Regions from separate parts of the Homo sapiens genome. Here region 1 is linked to region 2. A link is a loop called in an ENCODE intact Hi-C map of the cell type or tissue named here. Cell type or tissue: OCI-LY7. All regions are shown on one strand. Each heading gives the region's core, and the rest is flanking DNA. Links, peaks and the distances in the headings are about the cores only. Region 1 overlaps TUNAR (transmembrane neural differentiation associated intracellular calcium regulator). Region 2 has its middle 36 kb from the start of LINC02318.

What was found. A loop is a pair of places that touch in the nucleus more often than their neighbours do. Peaks named below come from ENCODE experiments on the same cell type or tissue, not always from the same donor. Only the 100,000 strongest peaks of a DNase experiment are listed, where the experiment ranks them.
Region 1: it touches region 2 in a loop (2.6-fold over the local background); 2 of 110 quality-filtered maps call a loop at or near these places.

The regions. Positions count from the first base shown.
Region 1 is chr14:95,887,351-95,891,739 of GRCh38, forward strand. All of the region lies in intron 1 of TUNAR (transmembrane neural differentiation associated intracellular calcium regulator), which reads left to right. Among named protein-coding and RNA genes, the nearest start is that of TUNAR, 13 kb to the left of the region's middle. RefSeq lists an enhancer at 3,812-4,389. In OCI-LY7, for the core only: no CTCF peak of the experiment used is centred there; DNase peaks (open chromatin) are centred at 1,711 and 2,421; H3K4me3 peaks cover 1,825 bases; H3K27ac peaks cover 2,577 bases.
Region 2 is chr14:95,607,645-95,612,001 of GRCh38, forward strand. No RefSeq gene overlaps it. Among named protein-coding and RNA genes, the nearest start is that of LINC02318, 36 kb to the left of the region's middle. In OCI-LY7, for the core only: CTCF peaks have their summits at 1,937 (motif pointing right), 2,143 and 3,822; DNase peaks (open chromatin) are centred at 1,937 and 3,837.

The DNA of each region.
Region 1 (4,389 bases), core at 166-4,165, 280 kb after region 2:
GGGACTTGTGCAGCGGTCAGTCTGGCTGAGCTTTTGGGGCAGCCTGGTGCTCCTGACTGTTTCTCACCTTATCAAGTAGGTTCTCCTAAATGCATAAGAAGCTGATGACAGCTCTGCTGGCTGACTTCAAAACAGTCAAACCTTCAGTGCTTTATCAGGCAGATCTGTAAGTACAGTTCCTGCTCATAAAATGCATCCGTCACAGCCCCGTGCAACATAAAGGAATTGTTTGCAAACTTTCCCAGGTTATTACCCCCAAACTTAGTAAATATATGTATTGGATAAATAATCTTGGGAGGTCCATAAATTATTGCAGTTTCGGACAGTACTAATCTACCTGCTGGCACATTTCATAGGTTTCACCACCTTATTGACTCACATTTTAATGAAAGAGGAGAGCAAAGCTATAAAAACTATCCTCATGGGTTGGGGACCCGACCAGATGATGGATGACAAAGCAGTGTAGAAAATGTATGAGTTCTGTGTGGTTATTCAGGGTAATTATTATTAAGACATTTTGAGCATCTGACCTCAGTTCCTTTTGTTTTCCTGGGCAAGGACCTACTACCTCCCAGATTCTGCTGCACTTGGCTGGCGGCACTCTGTGCCTACAATCTCACCATTGGAATGGCAGTTCTTCAACAGGATTTTGATGGCTGTCACAGTCACTTTGGGGGACATGCACCTTTTATTTGAAGCTGTTCTTCGAGTCAGATTGTGAGGCACTGGACAGACCTGGATTGAAATCTGAGCTTATCCTCTAATTCCCTGTGTGATTCTTGGACAATTTGCTTCAGCCTTTATGAGTCCTGTTTTCTCTTCTGAGAAATGGGCATAATAACAACAATTAATGGTAATCCCAGCTTTGATTAATATTTGCTGGGTGCTTACTGGGGTAGGGACCCTGTGCAATAAGTCCTTTCCGTGGACTCTTTCACTGAATGTGTACAATAGCTTGATAAAGGAGTTAATTTTATTATTCCCATTTTACAGATGAAAATACTAAGCCTTCGAGTATGTATTGGTGCATACAAAAACACCTCAGATAATGGTTTTGAACATGAATAATCATTTATTTTGCTCAGCTAGGTGGCCTTGCTGCGGGCCTCATGTGAGGTTGCAGTCAGACTGTGACTGGGGCTGGAATCATCTGGGAGGCTTCCTCACTCGCATGTCTGGCCCCTGAGTGAGAAGGGGTGCACAGCCTGAGGGTGGGAGTGGGGAGGCTGGCACAGCTGAGACTCTCCATCGCTCTGTGGACGCTCCGTGTGGCTGGGTAGCCATACTGCCTACCTGTAGTCTAGGGCTCCATTGACCCAAGAGAGAGCAAGAGGTTGTAGTGCGTGGGGGTGTCTGTCTCTATCCTCTTTGGTGATCGAGCCTCAGAAGTCACATAGTATCACTTCCGGCATGTCCTTAGAAGCAAGTCTCTAAGGCCAGCCCATATTCGAGGGGATGGGGGGGGCAGTTAGACTCCATCCTTTGATGGGAGGAGTGCCGAAGGATGCCAGTACGTTTGAAGCCACCACGGAGTGCTTAGGTGACTTACACAAGGTAGACCGTTGCAAGGCAGCAGAGTGGGGTGTCGGATCCCGAGCATGGCCGTCACCCCTCTGCAGTGTAAAGTGTGAAGCACTACGGGCCCCGTGAAACGGGACCTCTGTAAGCATGTGAGCTGTTTCCCCTTCAGATGTCCTTTCTGAAGAAGGAAGCAGAGCTGTGTGCGAGTCCAGCTGCTGCTTCTCAGCTTCAAAGAGGCCTTTATACCAACCCTTGGGGCAGACCACCTCCCCTCCCCTCCCCTGCTGTCCCTGGCCTCCCTTCCCTTCACCTGGAGCCACATTCTCACTTTCTTGGGTCCTGGGCAATTCTGTTTTCATGGGCCTCTTCCACCATAAAAAGAAAAATTAAAAATTATTTCTTAGGACTGAGCTGATATAAAGATGAACATATTAATGTTACATATTAAAAGATTTTCTTCTACCCAGAAGTTCATTGTTTTCCTTCTGATTTTAAATTGGAACATTTCTGTGGGCCCTGGGCACCGTGCCTGCTGCATGTGAAGGAGAAGTTGGCTTGCCCTTCCACCTCCACCCCTCACCCCCTCCTCTCCCTCCCCCTCCTCCTCCTCCGCCTCCACTATTCACTCTTCTGCCCTGGCCACCACTTAGCAGGCTGCTGTCCTCTCCTAGGCTGTGAACTTTCAGGTTCTCTGCACCCTGGGCAAGCCCCGTGACTGGGAGCTGACTGCTCCCCGTAACTCTGGCTTTCCTGTCTCCTGGTCCTTCACCAAGGGTAGACCTCCCTCGTGAGGAGGAACTTAAGCAGAGACTCATCTTCCCTGTAAGCCCACGGAGCCGTCACCCCTGTCTGGCTTCTGGCTGGTCTCTCATAGCAGAGTACCGGAAGGGCCTCCCTTCCTGTGCACCTGCAGGGGTGGTGGCAGTGCAGAGATGGCTGCTCTCCTGGCTCCTGCGTCTGACACCCCAGCCAGCCCATCCATCCGTGAATCCTCCACTCAACCATTTAGGAAACAGCTTTTTACTGGTGAGCATTTCACGAGGCCTACCTAGTCTCCTTCCTCATGGAATTTAGAGGGACACAAAGACAAAAAAAAAAAAAAAAAACTGACAAATGATTCTAAGCAATGGGAGATTTTTTTCCCCAAGGGGTGGGGTCTCACTGTGTTGCCCAGGCTGGAAGGCAGTGGCTATTCACAGGCGCAGTCACTGCACACTACACCCTTGAATTCCTAGGCTCAAGCACTTCTCCTTTTTTAGCTTCCCAGCAATGGGAGATTTTTTTTTATAAGAAATTGGCATTTCATGGAAATCGAAGCAAGAAGTGTAGTCTGGCTTCGTGAAGGAGAAATGAAGCCATCAGCGACCAGGATGTTTTCCTTCCTCTCTGTCTGGAGCCCCAGGTCTCACCATCTTGTACCCTTTGTCTCTAACCTTCCTCTCCAACTTCAGGTTTTTCTTCTCGTCCTCTGAGCATATGGCCAAACAATGGTCACCCCAGTATGGCAGCCCCAACCCTACATTTGTGTGGCCTCAAAGCTCACTCCATCTCCCCGGGGCCTAATTTCCCAGGAGAGAAGTAGAGTGGCCTGGCTTGGTGAGGAGCCCTCTGCTCTAAACAGCTGTGGCTGGGAGGTGGTGTCACATGGTAGGGAAAGCTGTCCCTCGAGGCTGTCACTGAGACAGGCTCCCCAGGTAGGGTGTGCAAGAGGGGAGAGAGAAATAGCACGTTCACTACACCTTTGCCTCAAAACCAATTCTGGTTTAGGGTGGTGGTTGCCAGCCTTTTGATGTCCACAGAAGAGGATATTTGTTTAGTTGAGAAATTGGTATAAGATTGCCCAATTTTAATCTGCCCTCTCTCATCAGCATGTGATAAATAATTTAGAAAACAGGAAGACCTTAATATTAGAATCGTGAAAGTATTTTAAATTTGTTCATTAATCAAATTAATCAAATGTAATTAAATTAATCAGAGTATTCTTGGTTTTCCCATTTCACCCCTGACAGCTGAGACTTTGGTCACAGAGCTGAACGGGTCTGTGGGCTTACACCGGGACCCACAGCACTCGGAGTCCTCAGAAATCATTGTTAACAACAATAATACAACCCAGACAGCAGCAGAAAGAATCGACCCGTGTCTGGAGCCTGCTGAAGTTGGGGGGCAGGGAAGCGACATGATCTAGTCTGTGATTTAGAAAGATAGCCCTTCGGCCACGTGGAGGTCGAACTAACATTCGCAAATTAGAAATCTGTGTTGGCAAACACTTTTAATTAGAGCAAATGTTTGGCATATGCAGACACACTCAAAGTGACTGATTTCTGAAAGTGCATCCCCATTCGGAAGCTAGAGCCAAGGTCCCACCTGCTCGGGGGTTTTCCCTGGAGCTTGAGAGGAACCTTTCACTCACCCACCTCCGAGTCTGAAGACACAGGCTGCCAGCGGTTGTGTTCATGACGTCAACTTTGACGGTTGATTCCTTTTTTGGAGAAAACCACTGGCTTTTGGAATAATTTTCGCCCTCTCTCCACAAGAGCCCTGCGATTCATATAAGTTCTGTTTATAAAACCCCTTCGGGGGCACAGGTCAAATTTAGCAAGTCTGGGATAGGGCAAGGCTTACTGGCCCAAAATGGCAGATGAGGAAAAAGGCTCAGACACCCTCAGGAGCCTGCCCAGGGCCACACGGCTCCTGAGAGATGGTGCAGGAATTGGACCAGAGTCTCTGCTGCCAAGTTCATCTCCCTATTACTATACACTCGCTACACATGCAGTTGGGAAGCTGTTCCTGATCTTGGCTCTGTTGTCTGTTACGTGTCCTAGCTGGGTGCTTAGTCTTCTAGGGTTGCCATAACAATACCAAAAGCTG
Region 2 (4,357 bases), core at 1-4,000:
GAATGTTATGTGACAAACCAATCAGGTGTGAACTTGACAATGCACTTCCCAATCACAGGGAGGCTTGAACCCTCTGGAGGCTGCATCCGTAGAGGATTTACAGTGCCTGTCACTCATGCTAGGAGGAGAAAGGTAGAAACAGATCTGGGACCAATTCATAGTATGGGTCAGACTCTGTTGCTTCCATTCACTGAATCCCAATTTGGAGTTCAAAAGTCATATTTCATTAAGATCAGCAAAAGTTCTCTTCCCAAGCCCTGTGAGGAAATTGGAAAATGCCGTTGGTTCTGAGAACTTCAGAAGGGGTGCTGTGAGGTTTTAAGGAAGGGTTCTGGAAGTCCATGGATTTTGTTCTGCTAGAGTAGGAGACAGCAAACTATGGACTAACAAATAAGTCTAGCCTGCCACCTGTTTTTGTATAGTGTCCCAGCTTGCAATGGTTTCTACATTTAAAAAACATTGTGTGGGCCTGGCGCGGTGGCTCATGCCTGTAATCCCAGCACTTTGGGAGGCCGAGGCAGGTGGATCACGAGGTCAGGAGTTCCAGATCAGCCTGGCCAATATGGTGAAACCCCATCTCTACTAAAAATACAAAAATTAGCCGGGTGTGGTGGCATGTGCCTGTAGTCCCAGCTACTTGAGAGGCTGAGGCAGAAGAATCGCTTGAATCCGGGAAGTGGAGGTTGCAGTGAGCCGAGATCACGCCACGTCACTCCAGCCTGGGCGACAGAGCGAGACTCTGTCTCAAAAGAAAAAAAAACCGTGGTAAAGTATAGATAACATAAAATGTACTACCTTAACTGTTTTTAAGTATACAGTTCAGTAGTGATAAGTATATTCACATTGTTGTAAGACTAATCTCTAGAACTTTTTTATTTTGCAAAACTTAAACTCTATACCCATGAAACAACTCCCTATCTTCCCCTCCCCGAAGCCCTGGCCATCACCATTCTTCCTGTGTCTATGAATTTGACTACTCCAAGTACCTCATGTAAGTAGAATCATACAGTATTTGTCTTTTTTTGTGACTAACTTATATCACTTAGCATAATATCCTCAAGGTTCATTCACATGGTGTAGCAAATGTCAGACTTTTGTCCCTTTTTAAGGCTGAATAGCACTGTATGTACATAGCACACTCTGTTGATCCACTCATCCATTGATGGACATCTGGGTCGCTTCCACCTCTTGGCTACTGTGAATAGTGCAGCTAAGAACATGGGTCGACAAAGATCTCTTTGAGATCTGGTTTGCAATTCTTTGGGGTATATATTCAGAAGTAGAATTGCTGAATCTATGGTAATTCTATTTGGAATTTTTTGAGGAACTGCCAAACTGTTTTCCATAGCAGCTGCACCATTTCACATCCCCACCAACAGCGCATAAGGGTTCCAGTTTCTCCATATCCTTGTCCATATGCGTTACTTTGTGTTTTGACAGTTGCCATTCCAATAGGGGTGAGATGACATCTCATCGTGGCTTTAGTTTTGATGTCTCTCATGATGAGAGGGGCTGATCATCTTTTTCATGTGCTTGTTTGCCATTTGTATATCTCTTTGGAGAAACGTCTCTTCAAGTCCTTAGCCCATTTTTAAATTGAGTTATTTGTTTTTTGTTGTTGTTTCTGAATTTTTTACATTTTAAATGTCTAAAAAAACAACAAAAGAAGAAGAATGTTTTGTGACTTGTGAAAATTATGTGCAATTCAAATTTTAATGTCCGTAAATAAAGTTTTATTGGGACACAGCCACACTCATTTGTTTCTATTTTGTCTGTGGCTGCCTCCGTGTTGCAACGTAGAGTAGTTGCAACAGGGACCGTATATTCTGCAAAGTCCAATATCGCACTACTTCATCTTTTACAGAAAAAGTTTGCTACCCCTATGCTAGATTCTAAGAGGTTTAGAAAAAGCCTGCAAGGACCAAAGGGCCTCTTGGAGACAGTTGGGGGCAGCAGAGAGCTGATCTGGTAAAGATTCCATATGGGTCCTGCCGCCCAGAATCCCAAGGTGTCTGGGCTCCAGATCTCACTGAGGGCACCAGGGCTGCTTGGCATGGAAGGGTTTGTGGAAACCAACCTTGTGAGGCTGAGCTGGGAGAGAGAAAAATCCTGCCAGTCCTCCCTGCCTACTTCTCTGGATTCCAGTCTCTTCTCCCTGTAGATGCCAGACTGGTCTTCCTAACACACGAATCTGACCCCGTCACTTCCCTACTTAATGCTCTCCACTAGCTGTCTCTGCTGTTCTTAGAGATCAAGTCCAAGCTCCTTCAGTCTGGTTCCCAAGGTCCTGTCTCTCTCTCTCTGCTTTTATCTCTTGGCTCCATCCATCTGGGATGGCTCAGAACCTCCTGCTCCACCAGTATAAACACCATGCTCCCAGATATTCCATGGTGTTCTCTGGTCTATAGGCCTCGGATGACTTGCTCTCACTCTTACCTTTCTGCCCTCCATGTCTTACCCAGATAACTTCCCCTATCCTTCAAGGCTTAGCCCAGGTTCCACTTCTTCCAGGAAGCCTTCCTTCACCTCCTACTTTACCCAGAACACAGCGAGGTACCCCTCTTCTGGCTCCTTTAATTCTCAGTGTTTATCCTCTCCTAGTACTGCAAACATCGCCATGGTTCCTGAGGGCAGGACCAGGATCTAGTTATCTAGTTATCTACTTACGAGTGAATGAATGAATGAATGGATGAATGAATGAATGAATGAAGAAACAAATTAAACATAAAATCCCATCAAGAAACAAGTGAGAGGCTGGGCATGGTGGCTAATGCCTGTAATCCCAACACTTTGAGAGGCCACGGTGGAAGGATGGCTAGAGGCCAGGAGTTTGAGACCAATCTGCATAACATAGGAAGACCTCATCTTTACAAAACATTTTTTAAAAAAGCACACATACACACACACAAACAATTAGCCAGGTATGGTGTTGTGTGCCCACAGTCTCAGCTACTCAGGAGGCTGAGATGGTAAGATGGCTTGAGCCTGGAAGGTTAAGGCTACAGTAAGCCATGATCGTGTCACTGAACTCTATCTACCCTGGGTGACAGAGCAAGACCTTGTCAAGAAAGAAAGAAAGAGAGAGAGAGAGAGAGAAAGAAGAAAGAAAGAAAGAAAGAGAGAGAGAGAGAGAGAGAGAAAGAAAGAAAGAAAGAAAGAAAGAAAGAAAGAAAGAAAGAAAGAAAGAAAGAAAGAGAAAGAAAGAAAGAAAGAAAGGAAAGGAGAAAGAGAAAGGAGTGATATCATTTCAGGTCAAAAGATGCTTTAGTAGTGTCTAGGGGACATTTTCCAGGTGAGGTTGAGACCAAGGAAAGAATGGTTGCTGTACGATTTTATCTGCATTGATGTCTGGCCCCTCCAGATTTGTAGAGTTGAATGGTTAAGAAGTGTTGCTTCTCCTGCTAGAAAACTTTATGCTACAAGGTTGACAGCTCAAGACCCTCCTTGCCCCTTTTTGCACATTTGGCACGTGAGATGGGCTGGTTTTCATGGGGACTTCAGTGGCCACACTCCACACAGCACTTTGGAGCTGAACAAGGTGGTGATGTTCTGTGGCAGTCCATGAATACCCATTCCCCTGCTTGGGAAACAGAATGAGCTGGTGGTTCCTTCTCTCCACCTTGTCTTCCTCCCTAGGCTTCAGTCCACCTGCCTGAAGTGGACCAGAACCTGAATGGGCATTGGACGACCTGAGTCTGGGGCTGAATCCTGCTGGGCAGTAGCTGTGTGACTTTGGAGCATCACTGGCCCTCTCTGAGCTTCCACTGCTTCCTCTGTGAAGTGAGAGTGAAGACTTCACCTCTTTCACCTCCTGGGGTTGCTGGAAGACCATGTGAAGATTGACCTATGAGTTCTTTCTGCCGTGTCAATGGTTCTTTCTACAGTCATGCAGGTGGCCATTGGGCAGGTCACCTGGGACACAGCCACCACATAAGTAAAGTTGCTTTATCTGCCATCCAGTGCCCATTTAAGGAGGAGCACTTTTTAAATCCCAGCCGGTCTCTCAGTTGTGAGTCTTCCCGAGTGCCACCCACACAACGCAGGTCAGAGCTGGCAAACTCATTTGAGAATTCGCAGGAGGAGTTACTCACTGTACAAAGACTTCTCTTGTCAGATGCAATTTGTAAATATTATTTACACGAGGAAGTTAATTAAGCCTTCCCCTGTTGATTCAGCCCTCCCCTTCCCCCTTGGCAGTGTGTGACTCTTTATAAACGGCATGTGACTTTTAGGACCAATTACTTTCAGGATTTTCCTTGCCTCTATTAATGGGATATGATCTGGGTTTGGTAGAAATCTTATAGTTCCTTTATTTTTTTGAGATAGAGTCTCACTCTGTCACCTAGGCTAGAGTGCA